Regions from separate parts of the Homo sapiens genome. Here region 1 is linked to region 2. Evidence: chromatin contacts called from ENCODE Hi-C or POLR2A ChIA-PET data. All regions are on one chromosome and are shown on one strand. Each heading gives the region's core, a stretch centred on a gene start or an enhancer-like site at or near the end of the contact. The rest is flanking DNA. Distances are from core to core; before and after follow the strand shown. Region 1 overlaps LOC105376387 (a long non-coding RNA gene). Region 2 overlaps LOC105376387 (a long non-coding RNA gene).

Region 1 (4,412 bases), core at 155-2,654, 56 kb after region 2:
TCACCAGGTCCCTCCCTCCAACATTGGGAATTACAGTTCAACATGAGATTTGGGTGGAGACACAGAACCAAACCATATCAGAAGGAACTTTTCAGACCAGGGGAGTAGCATGAGGAAAGGATGGAGACACTCTGGTGTCCCCAGAGCATGTGGAGTGTGAACAAAAAGGGAGTTGAGAGCAACAGAGATGAAGCTAGGGAGAGAGAACGGGACCAGTTGTGGAAAGTCTCTGTTCCATCAGTAATGAGTTTAAAAGGATCCTCTAAGGGTATGAGTCACAAAGTGATACTTTTTGTGCTTTAGAAAATCACTCAATTGGTTCATTTCTTGTATTCGTTAATTCACCGAGGATTTGTGAACACATACAATGAGCTTTGCCCAGCACAGCAGTGTGTGGAATGGACAAGAGAGGGACACACTTCGCGTTTATGGCAGTTACTTAATCCCAAGTCCTTAGGAGCCAAGCTAGAGAGCAGCAGGAGGAATGCATCCCAGTAATGCATTGGAGCTTGAATCAAGAACACTCTTTGTGATGGGGAAATGGGAGGAGAGGCCTGAATGAGTCTGAAAGGAAGGACAGAGAGGAAGTTAACCATTGGGGGAGAAAAGGAGATGATATTGCAAAGGTGTGAAAGTGTGAAGGAGTCCGGCAGGTTAGGGAACAAAAGAAAAGTTTGGAGTGGCAGCACATGAAAGGAGGTTCAGAGTTGTGCTTGGAGAAGTGGGTTGACTTGGGGAGATTTGCTCAGGCCTCTGGACTCTGTTCTGGAGAACATGGAGGATATTGAAGCTGCAGGAGGGTGGGACAGTGATATGGTTTGGCTGTGTCCCCACCCAAATCTCATCTTAAATTGTAACTCCCACAATTCCCATGTGTTGTGGGAGGGACCTGGTAAGAGGTAACTGAATCATGGTGGCAGGTCTTTCCCTATGTTGTTCTTGTGATAGTGAATAAGTCTCACAAGATCCGGTGGTTTTAATAAAATGGGAGGTTCCCTGCACAGGCTCTCTCTCTTTGTCTGCCACTATCCATATAAGACATGCCTTACTCCTCCTTGCCTTCTGCTGTGATTGTGAGGCCTCCCCAGACATGTAGAACTGTAAGTCCATTAAACCTCTTTTTCTTCCCAGCCTCAGGCATGTCTCTTTCAGCAGTATGACAAAAGACTAATACAGAGGCACAGGGACAGCATCATTGGGTTCCTATTTCCAAATATAGAAAAATCAAAATAACTAAGAGTAGTGGATAGGAAATGGAAGAAAATTACTAAGAAATTGACATATAGAAAACCAATATTTTAGATCTAAGAGGGTTTTTACTTACTGCATTGTTGTTGCTTAAGTTATTACAGTGAGTGGCTTCATTGTGCCCCTCTTCCGGGCCCTGTGTTCCTCTAGAGTTGTTGCCAAAACCCACAGTCATGAAGCCAATTATGAAAAGCAGAGCCTGTTCATTTTGTTAGTAACTGAAATAGAAACAATTATTTACTAGTACATGTAACAGTCATTTTCAGCCACAAAAGATCATTTTAGCAAGTACATGTCTTTGGTTTACACCTCTCATTACAAGCTAGAGAAGCAATGAAGTTAAACGGAAATGGGTTAGTTTCTTAACAGTTGCTCCTCTTCTTGAAGGTAAAAGTATTTTTCAGACAGAGGCTGTATTAGTCCATTTTTACACTGCTATAAAGATACTACCTGAGACTGGGTAATCTATAAAGAAAAGAGGTTTAATTGACTCACAGTTCTGCATGACTGGGGTGGCCTCAGGAAGCCTACAATCATGGCAGAAGGGGAAGGGGAAGCAAAGCACATCTTACATGGAAGCAGGCAAGAGAGAGAGAAGGGGGATGTGCCAGACATTTATCAAACAACCAGATCTTCTGAGAACCCACTCACTATCATGAGAACAGCATGGAGGAAACCGCCCCCATGATTCAATTACCTCCCACCAGGTCCCTCCATCGATACGTGGGGATTACAATTTGGATTACAATTCAAAATGAGATTTGGATAGGGACACAGCCAAACCATATCAGAGGCTAAAATTTTACCCTGCAGATTGGAGATGGAGCCAACCTAGATAAATGTTTAGCAGACCAGCCTCCATAGGGAAAAGATTTGCCACTCTCTATTCTGGGAAGAAGCACCAAACTCCATGGCTTTAGAACTGCAGCCCACCATGGGGTGAGGAGAGACCAAGAGGCCTACCAGGCTTTCCTGGAACTAGGAAAGTAAACCCCTTGCATCGATTGTCTTCTATCCCAGCTATGGAAGGTGCCCATTACAAATCACTGACCCAGAGAATCTGATGGATGCAGGGGGGGTTTAGATAGTATGCTGCCTGCTAGACAGTGGAAGCCCGGTTAAAGGAATAAATTCAACTTCAAAAATCTTTGGGGAGCACCGCTATGCACATCGGTGCAGAATATTTTCTTCCTCTTGATGCATGAGAGAGCACATTGAGAAATTATGGACACAGGAGGAAAAAGAGCAAATGCCATGAGCCTCAGTCTCAATTCTGTCATTTACAAACAGTGACCACAGGCAATGTGCTTTGCCTCTGTGTGCCTCAGTTTACTCATCTGTGAACAGTTTGAGGTAAGAGTACCTCTAGCTTTTACATTCTGCAAGTATATGGCTGACAATCTTGAAGCCAGAAAGGGAAATTCAAGCTGATAATGTGAGATTTTCTTCAGTGCATTCCTAGAAAGTAAGAGTCGAAAATGTTTTGCTTGGGAAAAGGAAGGAAATTGCTTTCTATCACTTAAGAAGACAATTGTAGATCAACATAGTTGTGTCTCACATGTTAACTGTTATGTGACTATGAAGAGAACATGTCTTCTAGTTGGTTGATAAGAAAACTGGACTTTGGCCTGGCACAGTGGCTCTGCTTGTAACCCCAGCACTTTGGGAGACCGAGGTAGGCATATCGCTTAGGGACAAAGGTTTGAGACCAGCCTGGCGAAACCCTGTCTGTACTAAAAATACAAAAAATTAGCTGGGCATTGTGGCACATGCCTGTTATCCTAGCTACTCGGGAGGCTAAGGCACAAGAATCGCTTGAACCCAGGAGGCTGTGGAGGATGCAATGAGCCAAGATTGCACCACTGCACTCCAGCCTGGGTGACAGAACAAGACACTGTCTCAAAAAAAAAAAAAAAAAAAAAAAAAAAAACCTGGACTTCAAAGCTCCAACGTAGTGATTTTCAGGAAGAAAAAAGTACTAAATATATAATCAGGATAAAACTCACCCTAAATAGCACCCGAAAGTGTGTTTGATTTCATTAGTCATTAGAGAAATGCAAATCAAAACTACAGTGCAGTACCACCACACAGCCGCTAGGATGGCTACTATTAAAAAAAAAAGCAACAAGTATTGACAAGGATGTGAAGAAATTGGAACCCTGTGCACCATTGATAGGAAAGTAAAATGGTGCAGCCTCTGTAGAAAACGCATGGCAGCTCCTCAAACAATTCAACATAGAATTAACATGTGATCCAACAATTATTCTTCTGGGAATATGCCCTGAAGAATTGAAAGCAGCATTTCAAAGAGATAGTTGTATACCCATGTTCATAGTAGCAGCATTCACAATAGCTAAACTGTAGAAGCAACCCAAGTGTCCATCAACAGATTAATGGATTAGCAAAAATGATATGTATATAGAGTAGCATAGAATTTAGTCTGAGAAATGAATAACATTCTGACACGTGCTACAATACAGATGACCCCTGAGGACATTATGCTAAGTGAAATGAGCCAATCACAAAAAGACAAATACTGTATAATTTCATGTATATGAGATACCAAGAATAGCAAGTTCATGGAGACAGAAAGTACAACGGTGGATGTTAGGGGCTAAGGGAGGGAGAAAAGGGTGGTTGTTGTTTAATGGGTACAGAGTTTCAGTTTTTTAAGATGAGAAAGTTCTGGAGATGGATGGTGGTGATGGCTGCACACAATGTGAATGTACTTAATACCACCGAATGGTACACTTACAAATGGTTAAGACAGTAAATTTTATGTTATGCGTATTTTATTGCAGTTGTTTTAAAAGAAGACTCAGTCCAATCCAATAATTTCATAGTTTCTTTAGGTAGTATCCATAATGTTCTGATACTTCAGATAGCCACCCACTATTCTTGCTTCTTCTCCTAAAATCTAGTCTGGAAATGTGGTGGGAAGAGAGAGTCACCTATGGGAAAGAGTCAATCTCTTTCAGAATAACATCATATCCTTCCTCTGGTCTCTGAGATGGAGTCTTATTTTGACAAAGATATTGCTCTCCCTCTTACAGGATGTGGCCAGTCAGTATGACCTGATCTAAGCCTGCTACACTTAGTACTGTGGCCACATTGTACTTACTGGTACAGATCTCCGACCTGCCATATTTTGTCTGCAGCCTGTT
Region 2 (4,421 bases), core at 901-3,400:
AAAAATCAAGGTGTGTAAGTTATGAAACTGTGTGATTTTGGTGATTCTGCATTCGAGTTAAATGATATTTGCATTTAAAATTGGCATTGCACAGTATAAAGACAAACACTGAAATCCATGCTAATCATTTTAATTTTTAATTTTTCTTTACTTCAGTCAACATGGCAAATTTTAAAATGCCATGAATAGTTGAGAGAGGGAGAGGCTTTGAAAGAAAAGAAAAAGCTTTACATTTTAGTCCCACGAATGACCTTTTTTTCTGCTTTTTGAACAAGGTGACCCCCATTTTCATTTTGTGCTGGGTCCTCCACATGACGTAGCTGTTTCTGTTCCCTGTTCTTTATTTCTTTTAACCCTTGACAGTGCCCTAAACAGATATTCTTAAATGTCCTCATTTTCCTTTGTTTTTCAGAGATCACTAGCTGCTGCGTGTTCCCTGTCAGCAAATGTCATAGGGGTCAATTCCCTATGGATGCTTTTAGCGATGACACTTAGGTTAGACAGGGAGGAGTCAACCCAGCCTCCCATTCTCTTCCCGGATCCTGGTCCTTCTTTTCACTGCATAGAAGCAGGAAGAGAACAGAAGCTGTCACAAATCAGTCCCCACTGAGGATTCAAAGCCTCGTGTCTGGACTCCCATCGGTAAGACACATTCCCCAGGCATTACTGTGCTTTTCTGGTTATTTTTGTTTGTTTGTTTTCTTTCATTTTTCCTGGGTCAAAAATATTCAAGTGTCCATTCACTCTTCTGATCAATATCTTATTTGTAAATAATTTTCCAGTTCTTATCGCAAGTTGCCCTAATGATCCCCTGGCAGAAATCTCAGCTCAGATTTGTCTCTGATATAAATGTATAGTCAATCTGTTTCCTACAAAGGCCTTTCTCTATCCTTTTACACAGCAAATCACTTTACAATGTAATTTAGAGAAAGATATTTGAGAAGAGGTTTAAAGTGACTTCGTGGCAAACCAGGTAAGACCAAAGAGATGAACTGCATTTGAAAAATTCAGAATTTTTGACACATGCTCGCTTGCTTTTTCTTAACAGAAACGTCTGCTATGCTTACATTCAGACACCTGAAGGCCTCTGCCCTGAGGCACAAAATGTCAATAGAAGATTCCAGGAGTCCTTGCCCATTTTTTTGGTACCGTATCTGCAAATAGCCCAGACCCATCCTTTTGGGTCAATACAGTTAGCAGGCTGAACAGGAGGCTCTGAATCAAAAGACAGCAGCCTATTTGGATGAAGTGGACATAGGAGGAAATAATGTCATCCATCACTACCACTCCCTCCCCGCAATCTCCATCCCGATCCTGGGGCTAGATTCTCCTGCCATCTGGACATCCTTTCTGAGTGATGTGTCTGGCAGCATAGGTGGTCTTGGCGGCTCTTCTTGGCTGCTACTATTCAAAAGGAGGAAACTGGTTTTATTGGATCTCAACAAAACCTGCCTGCCCCTCACCAAACCACATCATTCTCATCTCTTATTCTTAAGCCTCAAGCACTGAAACCGATGAATTGGGCCTTATTCTGTCAACTGCATTAACTTACGTAGTGAGAAGAAGTTTAGTAACAGCAGAAACTAAACTCTTAACATAGCACTTGCAGAGTATAAAAACTGACCCTAATTTCTTACAGATTATTATTATTATCACATTTAAATATATTGAGTGCTTAGGAAGTACTCTTTAAAAGCATCGTCTCATTGAATCCTTACAAACATGGCAATAAGTATTGTTATTTATATATGTTTAACAGATAAAGGAACAGGTTTAGGAAAATTGAGTAACTAACCAAGGTAAAACAGCTAGCAAGTGGTTTGAACAGAATTCAAACCCAGGATGTCCAGCCCCAGTGAATTTGTTCTCAGTTATTATGGTATAAAGTATTTACACACAATACACATTTACTTCATATACCCAAACGTGTTCATTACAAAACTATAGAACATATTCTCTGCCCTGGAAATACTACAGTTTGCATTTGGAATTTTGATTATTTACAATAAACCCCAAAGTTCATGATACATATTTGCTTGTCATTTTGCTGAGGCATGATCTAAATCTTGCTCACAAGATTTCAATCTTTCGCCGCCACAACATAAGCCCTTGAACCTCAGCCACATCTACAGTTGAAGACGTGAAGAACCTGACTGCACCCGGGGTGGAAAGCCTCAAGACAGGAACGCTAACAACGTACTTCTGCTCACCACTTCCTACAGGCCTGCAGACAGCACAGTGAGGATGCAGGCTTTTCTCGGTTGTATAGGCTCCACAGTTTGTTCAGAACAAATTCCTGTCTCTCCCTGAGGACTCAACCTCAGCAGCAAGTCAGATCTTGACAGCAGCTACCATCTTTCTGTTCTGCAGAAATGTCAACAACATCCATTCTGCCCATCCACTAAAGAACCTCTTGGGCTGTTTTCAAGATTCCAAGGAGCCACCCAGCTGAAGGAAGGAAGCCCTGGCAGGCCACATCTACTTGGGCAAAAAGGGGAAAAGCAACGTGCTTTTGAGTGGAAACACGGTCTTTGTCAATTTCTCCTTCATTAGCCTGGCTAACTTTCCAATGGACAGTGGGAGTTTTTGTTTTTACTAGTGACTGAGGTAGAATTCTTGAGAGAGTGAGAGAGAGAGACATACAGACAGAGACCAGGAGAAAACCAGCCTTAGAAATAACTGAATTCTAGCAGAAAGTGGCAGTCAGTGACACCTATGGCAGTGCAGTCGTGTATGGGATTCCCTTTCTCTCTCTCTACCCTTTTCCACTATAGAGGAACCCATTGATCTAACTCCTTCATGGCAACTTATTCACTGATAAAACCTGCAGGAGAAGAAAAAATTACTCTTGTGTAAGAGGTAGCCTTTTTCATAGAATATACCACAAAAATTAGTTAAAAGATTTGGATTTCAGCACTAGATCTCTTTATTACAGGTCAGTTGTGTGATCTTGCACAGGGGCCTTTTTACCTCACTTAGCCTCAGTTTCCCCACCTGTATAATGAGAAAGAGAATTCCCTGAGGCTTCTTCCAGCTCTTCTCTTCTAAACTATTTTTCAGAAACACAGTCATATAGCTGATTGCAGCTTATGTTTTCCAAAGTAATTCCTTATTTTGGCCCCTGGATTCACCTACCCATGGTCTGTTTGCCAGTGAATCATCCTCTGATTAATGGACAAGTTCTGTGCCTCTCTAAGCTTCAGTTTCCCCTTCGGTCACTATGTTAAACCCCGAGAGACAGCAAAGAAGGCACAGCCATGTCCTCAAGGAGCATGCTATCCAGGAAGGGAGCAGGTCTGCCTAGACAATCTCTAAGGCTTGTTTCAGCTCTGCTGTCCTAGGATTCTATGATTGCAAGCATTTCGGGGGCCACTGTCTTCCACAACTAAGGTTGGTAATAAATAAAATAATTTGTATTTCAGAAGCTGTCTTCAAAGATGCCAAACAGCACAGTGACAACATCTGCCTTCTTGTCCAGTGGAAGACTCTGAAACACCGAGCTGTGAACAGAGTCTTTTAAACCTCCTTTAGAAGACAGGTAGCAGAGAAGCAAGCTCAGGTGTCAGCTGCAAATGGCCTTTTTCTTCAAAGAGTTGTTTAGACTTGAGTTCTTTTCTGAAATTGGAGTGCAAAAGTTCAGAGTTCTACTATGATTCTCCAATCGTTCATTAGTATTCCTGGCCTGTCCTATAATTACGAGAGTCTTTGACTTTTCACCTGTAATAACGCATTGTCCTGGGGACATGGATGCCCTCACACTCTTACTTCCTTCGATCAACACATGTATATGTGACACAGACCAGCAGAAAAAGGACTGGGCCAATGTAACGATCTCAAACAGGTTCAAACCTGCCCCCAGGGCTGTGTCAGCGCCATGCTCTAGCTTAAAGAGCAAAATTAAGTCATAAGCTAAGACAAAGGGCATAAAGTAGACAGGGTCTCTCTGACTTCTCAGACTTTGCAATTCAGGATAGACAATCAAATGAGGCTTTTTCTCACAACTCCCTCAAACACACACACACACACACAAACCTGTGAGTTCCAAAGTGCAAAGGAATCCGTCTGGAATAGCCTAAGGAAGAATGTTCATTCCACTCCTCTCCCTGGCATAACTACTGCCCAACGGGGGAAGCAGCCCTGCCCAATGATCAGGCCTCAGGCTCTGTGGCCAGGCAGGATGCAGGCATCCCAACTCTAGCACCCACTCGTAGGGTAACTGGGTTGGGATTTCTGAACCTTGACTTCCTCATCTAGACAATGGACACAAGAGTGTACTAGCTCAGAGGGCTGGTGGTGAGATTAAGTAAGACAAGATGATAACATGCAGCACCCCAGAGCGATGGCTCAGGGTGTGATATGGTTTGAATCTGTGCCCCCACCCAAATCTCATGTTCAAGTGTAATCCCCAGTGTTGGAGGTGG

What was found. A loop is a pair of places that touch in the nucleus more often than their neighbours do. ChIA-PET counts read pairs that join two places held with the same protein, here RNA polymerase II (POLR2A).
Region 1: a loop to region 2 is called in a map of heart left ventricle, with 4 times the contacts of the local background. The contact joins two enhancer-like sites. A Hi-C loop is called at or near these places in 1 of 168 maps with a recorded cell type or tissue (heart left ventricle). POLR2A ChIA-PET finds 5 or more read pairs at or near these places in 3 of 52 experiments (CD4-positive, alpha-beta T cell, K562 and naive thymus-derived CD4-positive, alpha-beta T cell).

Annotation. Positions count from the first base shown.
Region 1 is chr10:7,028,852-7,033,263 of GRCh38, forward strand. The region is part of intron 1 of LOC105376387 (a long non-coding RNA gene); the gene reads right to left. Among named protein-coding and RNA genes, the nearest start is that of LINC02665, 65 kb to the right of the region's middle. Within about 2 kb of position 1,405, at least 2 of the 41 ENCODE cell types and tissues checked have a DNase peak (open chromatin) inside an H3K27ac peak, as active enhancers do.
Region 2 is chr10:6,971,926-6,976,346 of GRCh38, forward strand. All of the region lies in intron 2 of LOC105376387 (a long non-coding RNA gene), which reads right to left. Among named protein-coding and RNA genes, the nearest start is that of LINC02665, 120 kb to the right of the region's middle. RefSeq lists enhancers at 251-1,450, 1,251-1,420. Within about 2 kb of position 2,151, at least 2 of the 41 ENCODE cell types and tissues checked have a DNase peak (open chromatin) inside an H3K27ac peak, as active enhancers do.